Linked DNA regions of Homo sapiens: region 1 is linked to region 2. The links are chromatin contacts, found by Hi-C or POLR2A ChIA-PET in ENCODE. All regions are on one chromosome and are shown on one strand. Each heading gives the region's core, a stretch centred on a gene start or an enhancer-like site at or near the end of the contact. The rest is flanking DNA. Distances are from core to core; before and after follow the strand shown. Region 1 has its middle 18 kb from the start of LINC02219. Region 2 has its middle 160 kb from the start of LINC02219.

Evidence for each region. A loop is a pair of places that touch in the nucleus more often than their neighbours do. ChIA-PET counts read pairs that join two places held with the same protein, here RNA polymerase II (POLR2A). Pooled maps may share reads with other maps.
Region 1: a loop to region 2 is called in a map of sigmoid colon, with 5 times the contacts of the local background. The contact joins two enhancer-like sites. A Hi-C loop is called at or near these places in 3 of 168 maps with a recorded cell type or tissue (dorsolateral prefrontal cortex, esophagus muscularis mucosa and sigmoid colon) and 4 of 50 pooled maps. POLR2A ChIA-PET finds 5 or more read pairs at or near these places in 3 of 52 experiments (A673, GM12878 and activated T-cell).

Annotation. Positions count from the first base shown.
Region 1 is chr5:68,169,448-68,173,360 of GRCh38, reverse strand. No RefSeq gene overlaps it. Among named protein-coding and RNA genes, the nearest start is that of LINC02219, 18 kb to the left of the region's middle. Within about 2 kb of position 2,065, at least 17 of the 41 ENCODE cell types and tissues checked have a DNase peak (open chromatin) inside an H3K27ac peak, as active enhancers do.
Region 2 is chr5:68,025,846-68,029,869 of GRCh38, reverse strand. No RefSeq gene overlaps it. Among named protein-coding and RNA genes, the nearest start is that of LINC02219, 160 kb to the left of the region's middle. Within about 2 kb of position 2,053, at least 6 of the 41 ENCODE cell types and tissues checked have a DNase peak (open chromatin) inside an H3K27ac peak, as active enhancers do.

The DNA.
Region 1 (3,913 bases), core at 816-3,315, 140 kb before region 2:
CCAGCCAAAAAGGCTTGACTTTTGACTATCTGGGCAGCGATAGAGCATGCACTCAAAATGAAAAGAAGATGACATGATGCTTAGACTATGCTTCAAAACCCACCCCCCCACAACAAAATGAATGCGGGAGTGGAGGAGCTCGGATGATGTAAGAACAAGTATCTCAAGGGTATGTGAAGAAATTAATAGTGAGCAATATCCAGTAGCTTCCAGTTGGCCAGCCTATTTTAACCCAGGAAAATAAAAGGCATTGCTAACAAATTTTGGTCCCCTTAACAAATGGAACAATATTCAGAAGAAGATGAAGATACAGCAGTGACCCAAGCAGACAAAATCCTTGCCCTGTGGAGCTTAAAATTTTGAGAATACTAAATAGGGGTCACTTTGGCCAGAGAATTCATTTCTATTTTCAGTTCCATGAATGTCCACTATATTATGAGCACTGAACAGAGGGGAGGATTATCATAAAGTTAATGAGCTTTTAGTTTCACAGCCGCTTACTTTCACAGGCCCTTCCAAGGTTCTGTGTGTCCTTCGCAGGGATTTAAGGTATAGCTGGATGCATGGAGAGCCACGCCAGCCAGAGGGTCAATCTCTACATTCTCGGTCTGTGTGGAAGGCTGGTAGGTTGAACGTACTCTCAATTTTTGCTGACCTCCAGTGATGCCCTGCAACATGTGGAGCCTCCCCAGGTATCTGAAATCCAACTCTGGCACCAAGGAGAAGGTTTGGAATGAGATGCTCCACCACTCTCTGCTCAGGGTTCTCCAGACAAAGGCCCCACCACCAGCATCTCGAGCCCTGCCCTTTCCACCCAGGACACCAAATGGGATGCTGGATCAGTTGCTGAGACAATGGCCAAAGGGTCAGCTGGAGCCCTGCCCAGCAAGATCAAAGGTCTGGAGTCTCTGAGGAATTTTCTTAGAGCACGAAGCACCTCTGGAGCAAGAGATTGTTTCAGCTGTGGCATGACCAATAATTCTCAAGCTGAAAGATTATTTTCTAAGCCATTAATAACAAAAAACATATTTCTATCTGCCATGCCAGAAAAAAAAAAACAAAATTATCTTTCTATTCTCTTTACACAAAATAGTATTATAAAGTTTTGGTTATTTGAGGAACGATCAAAGAGGATAAAGTAAAAAAAGTAGGGAAAAGAAATGTTACATAGGTGGATCAAACAGTGAAGTTATGATAATAACAATAATTCTTAATACTAATGGTAATGATGCTATTTTTCTGGATGCTTTTTAAAGTTTGTCATTTGTTATGGTTTCTTCTCTTATTCTAAGTAGATATTTACTCTTGGGCTTAATTTCATATTCTTTTTCATAAAGAGGGCTCCATATTTTATAAGCTTTGCAATAACCTGGATCTACCCTTGACCGAGTTCCTTTTCTTGAAGAGTGGGGCAGGAATCACTAAAATCACAAGAAACCAATTCCTACAACTTTTCTTTGCTCCATTAAATCCTTACCCTCTCCTATTTGATCTTGAATCTATTATAGAAGCTTAGAAGATTCAAATGCCAATAAGGAGTGTTCAAAATATCTAAATCCATGACTTGCCTGACCCAATCTCATTGAAAAAGCAAAGCATTAACTCTGTCTTCCTAATTTGGAAGAAGACAGGTTTGCCTGGATCAGTTTTTGGAAAGGAATTACTTTAGAAATACCGATCTCCGAAAAAAATAGAAGAGCATATCATTTCGTTTGTATGTTTCTTTTGAAATTAGTTATTAATACAGAGGCAATCACTTTTGAATGTCTTTGTACCGTACACCAACCCATATTTTCCATCTATTCAGGAGGGAAGAGCAAGGCTGAGAGCCAGCAAAGGGCAAAGAAATGACTGCCCATTTTGTTGCAACACCAAAAAACTCTTGATTTATCAGTGTGTTTGACATACTCTTTTTCGGCGGGGTGGGGAGGAGGTGATGGGCTGGTGGAAATAAAGACTTGTAAATTTTGTAAATGCGAGTCCTCTAAAGTAGGCCAATTGGTCAGCTGCAAACTTGGCAGCATCGTGAAGCATGTGTGCTGGGCAGCTTCGGAACACGATGTTCTGTTTCACTTCTGAGAGCAGGGGAAAATGGAATAAGGGCTCAACCCAGGACAGAGAGAGAGAGAGCTCAGCAGCGACCTGCGAAAGGGCCCAAAGACAAAGGAAACAGTAAAGAATAAAAGCCCAGCATCATTAGACTGCTGACCACAACGCTGAAAAAAGAGAGAGAGAAAGAATGTGAAAGTGTCTGAGAGAGGTGCTGTGGTTCTGATGCTTGCTGAAGCTAAGTTCTGGAAAATTCAGAGCAGTTGTGTGATTGATGATTAAAAGTAATAACTCAGTGTTTTATGTAAGAGTAATGATGAAATTTCGTAAAAGTTCTTGGAAATAATGCTGAATCTTATTGAGTCTACAAACCTTGAACCATAAAACAAAGTGTGGCATGAAGGAAAAAAAAGTTTGAAACACAGACTCCTATAGCTCCAAATTTAAAAAGAACTTGTTAGGGCTTTTTTTTTTTTTAAACTAAATTTACATTTCATATTGTTTTAATAAATATTCGGCTACTAAATAATAATATATAACTTATAAAAATAACAAAGTGTTTGGCATATTTGAGTAGTCACCCTTCTCAGATATTTTCAAATGATTTATGAGTAAATAAACTGAATAAAGTGCAAAAAAATATGGACTTGTGTTAACAGTTCAACAAAAACAGGTACTAATAGTAAAGTATACGTTAATTCATAAAACATTTTGTTTAATGGCACCAACTGCTCATATCTTGAGATTGGTTCTTTCTTTTAATTAAGTGATTTTGAATTATGTCATGGTGACATTCTATTAGAATCATTTATAACTGATAGCATGTAATGAATAACCACATATATTTGTCTTCAAATATCTGGTGTTATCATAAACTTGAAAGGACAGAGATCAAGCAAGTGATAATTGCTTAATTCCATATGTACACTATCATTTAAACATATTAAGTTGAAAATAAATTCTTAAGGAATATCTCCATCTTGATTTATTGCACAGAAGTTCAAGTATAAATGCAAAAATGGTTATTACTCAGTGGCACCTCTTCTTCCTCCATGTATGTGCCAAAAGAGAAAGACAAAAGAAAAAAAAAGCCACCTATTTATTAGTGTAAAAAGGAGACTATGGTGGCCAAAAGACTCAGCTGGTCTTTGTAAAGGAGTTTATAGCTTTCAGCTGAAATCTCTAAGTGAGAATTCTCATTCCCAGCTGCTGGCTCCCTGGGAGCTCTCCGTGGCCTCTGACCTCATTTCCATGGAGACAGAGGTGGGAAGGGTAAAAAATAAGTTAAGGGGGAAACTTTTCTTAAGGCAGTATTTCCAAATCCCCACTCCTCTAACACTAATGACTGTCCAAGTTAAAGCTGGCCACACATCACTATTTGAAATCACTTTCAGTTTTTCAAGGGTGAATGGCTAAAAATGAGGCATTTGATTGTAAAGATACATTTGCAGAAATAAAAGAAAATACCTGACGTATTTGATACTGTTTAATTGAAGCTCTAAATGAAAGCAAAATGGCTGCTAACATTCAACAATGGAGAGAGAATTCTAGCATGTTTTGGGGTCTGGTTTGTGGCCGAGTTCTGTGAATGTTATATGTTAGAGTTCTGCAGACCTCTGTACCTGTGGGGGTTGATGCTCCCTTAAACATAAGAAAAGTGAGATCTTTGTTAGAAGAACTTGAAAAGGGATGATTCTCCTCACATATCCGTTAATCCATTCCCTTGCCTATCAGCCTTTCTTCCTGACCATTTAACTGAAGCTAATAAAAACTATCACGATACTACAACTACTGCTACACCTGGCTACCAGCAGCCATTTTTTTTAAAGTTATTACTGCATTCCTGCTACTGTATGATGTGTTT
Region 2 (4,024 bases), core at 804-3,303:
TTTTTTTAAAAAGGGCTATATAGGGTAAACTATAACATTTACCTTTAACATCTGAAATGGACTAGTTAGTACTAGGAGGCCACATGCTCCACGGGCTTTTGCTTCAACTTGTCTTGAACCCTTGGAGACATCATTCACCCCTCTAGTCCTTGTTTTCCTTGCTTGTATATGGGGTGGATGTTGTTTAAAGTTCCCTCCAGAATTGACTTATCTAAGAAATTACAGATACCGTTTTCATTTGTTCACATGTAAGTTATAAGAGCATGCATGAAGGTACTGGTGAGTGTGGTGGCTCATGCCTGTAATCCTAGCACTTTGGGAGGCCAAGGTGGGAGGATTGCTTGAGCTCAGGATTTTGAGACCAGCCTGGGCAACAGCAAGACCTAATCACTATAAAAAATTCAAAAATTAGCTGGGCGTGGTAGTGCACGCCTGCAGTCCCAGCTACCTGGGGGGCTGAGGTGGGAGGATAGCTTAGGAGGTCAAGTCTGCAGTGAGCCATGATGGTGCTACTATACTTGAGCCTGGGCAACAAAGCAAGACCCTGTCTCAAAAAATAAAAAGTTTAAGCTTCTCACTCTTCCTGTTGTTGACCTCAGTGGTCCTTCTAAGGATACAAGCTGCTCCCTCTTAAAGAGGCTCTGTAGTTTTTACTCTCTCTCTCTTTCTGTCTTGCTCGCACATTCATATACCATTTGAGGCTCACATAATGGATCAGGCTATTTACTTTCCCTTTCAAGAAACCTTGTCATTTGATTGGGATAGATCTGATATCTGGGACATCTGGGTCATGTGTTATTAGGAGGAGAATCTAACTGACCTTTCCCACCTCCCCACCTCCTATAATAAATGCTTCTCTCTAACATCTTCTGCTTTCTTCTCTTTAAAGTGACCCCTGCCTATAGCAACCTTATGAGTGGGCACAGGGCATAGTTAACTTCCAGAGGCATTTGCTGTCTCAGACAGAGCTGCAGCTGCCTGGGGCTGGTAGAAAGTCTACTGGTTGATCATCAGTTCGGACTAATCATTACCCACTAAGCATAGATGACCATGTGGAGGGCAGGCTGCAATGGACGGTGCTTTACTTTCCCTTGCCAGGGCTGTCTAGATGAACCAGACTTCCACCAAACTGGAAGTAGCATTGGAGACACTTTCCAGGTTACAGTGTGAGGTGTTAGAATGAATACTCCAGTTCAGTGTGGGTGGACTCACGTATCTGCATTTTAAACAAGTGCCCATTTGATTCTTGTGGAAACTAACTTTTCTTCCAAGCTGTAACCGCTAGCTAACTTTATATTACATAGTCATCTGATTATTGCCTTCCTGCTTCACACCCACTCCCTGCCCTCCCTGTAGAATGCTCCAGGATTATACAAAATTTGTCTTTTGGCTTGCTACTACATGTATCTCCAGAATCTGGTACATAATAGATGTTTAAATGACTACTTATTAAATGAGTTAAAGTCTAAAAAACAGTCTATCTTGACAGGTTGCAGAATACTGATGACTCATGTGTTTCTTATAATAAAATTTCCTCCTGATATGTTGTGATAACATTCTTGTGAGTGTGTTTGAATATGTGGAGGTAGATGGAAGGAAAGATTGGTTTAATTCACTACTCTGCCCCAGGATTTAGGATGTGGACTTGAGCCAAATAAATGCAATATCTCTGGATTTTAAACTAGACCACTTATACTGTGGGCCTATATGCTTTTAAAAACATTATTTCTGTTAAAACCAGACTTCTATACTGAACCAATTGAACAGATAGTCTAGAATAAAATAATTTGCTGTTAGAGTTTGACTGTAAATCAGCCTCTGTATAAAGAAAATGTTTGACGGTCTTATGGCAGTGAAACATAAACAAACTGTAAATACATTCTTTTCACTGGTTTGTCAGGCTGGGCAAAACTTGACTGTTCACATCATCTTTGTATGGTCTATCAAAGTCTCAAATGAAAATATATTTTTGAGCTTTGTAAGATCCCAACAAAGAAAAATAAAGAGTTCCTTCGTCTACAGACCAAGCACAAGTATTAGGTGGCCTGCCAAGCTCCAAGCAGAACAAGAATGTGGCTGTTGCAGCCAAGTTCAGCTATCATAAATTTAAATATGCATTCCTTCTACTTGAGAATGGCTTATTTCCGTCACTTAGAGGAAGAGCTGACTCTTCCCTTGCAGACAAGCACCAGGCTTGGAAAAAAGCTATAAAGTAAATTAAAGTACCACAAGGTATTTACTAGCCTGCAAAATGTGCACCACGTTTAAGATCTTTCCAGCATGCTTCGTGATGAGGCTAAACAGATGAAATTATGCAACTATAGCCAAACTCCATCTCCAGTCTTACCTGTAAATGGTAACTCACAACCAAAGGGAGCAGAAAAAGAAATACTGGAAAGGAGAGAAACCAAATTTTGTGCTGCTTCACTGAGAAACATTTAAATGAAGGATAAAGAGCCAAGGGAAGCACCGGGAAAGAAAATATAATTTTCACTACACTCTATCGGAACCACCACCCCGATAATAGTGTTATTGGCACATTAGCTGTATGGTTGTGTTTACTGAAGTATTCTTTGGATACAGGTCATATGGTCAGGCTATCCTGTATTTAAAAAGCAAGATTGGTCTTAGAGATAAGACCAGGCAAGTCATCAAATATAATGCTTAATTATGTGGAGGGAGGACATTTACAACCAGGAACCGGAACTGAGCTGAGATGTTGAAGTGATTGACCAGTGAGAATTCACTTGAAGCCTGAACAGGGACAAAGAAAAGGATGTTTGGACACTGACTCTTACGTATCAAAAAGAAAAAAAGGATTTGCATGGGGCAGCAAAATGAAAGTTAGGAAGCAAGAATCCTTGAAAATTTCTATAAACATTGTGAATTGACATTGCCTTGTATCCAAATTAACTCTGGTAGCTCCACGTTACCTTGACGGGTGAATATTTTCTCACATCTTTGATTTTTTTCTTATGATTTTATCATGTAAATAAAGAAGAAGGAAGAAGGGAAGGTAATGAACATGTATTGAGTGTCTACTATGTGTCCAGAGTGTTACATATGTGCTCATAAAGTTCCCAAATTCTCTTGCCTTTGGGGTTTCTTTTAAATGCTCAACAAATGTAACCCGATGCTCCATTCCACAGGTTCTCATCTTCCTGAGTTTCCCCTTTCTTAGTAATCTTGTGCTTGCTAGAAAATGCACCCTCAGTCCTCTGATCTGGCTTTTGTCATCTCTCACATTAGACTTCTCTTTCAGGCATTTCTCTTCACACTTTTTGATTTCTGTAATGCCCTCTGGCTTCTCCCCACCCTGAGGCACTCTTGGTATGAACAAATACTCTTCTCCTTTTCTCAGAAAGCATGGTTACTACCTACCAATTTTTAATGTATGATAAAACTTTACAAATAGCTTGAGAATAACAGAAGACAATTACAATGCCAAGATGGAAAATTCAGACTATATATCAGACATTCCTACTCCTGGAAACACAAACCAAGCTCCTTCACAAAGGATCAGTGATTGGTTGCTTCCTCCTGAGCCCCAGTCTGCTACCCTGGTCAGGGGCTGTCCCCACTCCCTCAACTCTGTACTCACTAGACTTAGGCCAAGTTTCCCTCAACCTGTCTTAATGTCCCAGACCTGTCTTAATGTCTTAATTATTGTGCATAGAAGTCTAGCTCCTCATTCTCCAAAATGTCTTAGTTGTGAAATGGGATTTGGCCTTTTCCTTTGGATAATGAAATCCCCCTTGAAATGCTCTTCACAGACAAAAGCGTCAACTTCCTCCAAAAGCACATTCTTGAGCAACAGTTACAAATTGCAGGTGGCTTTCAGATAGTAATTATATATATATATTTTAATTATTATATGTATATATATATTTTTCTTCTTCTTAGACATGGCTACACACATTGCTATGATCTGAATATGTCACCCCAAATTTATGTGTTGGAAACTTAATTTCCAATGCAACTGTGTTGGGAGGTGGGGCCTAGTAAGAGGTGTTTAGGTCATGAG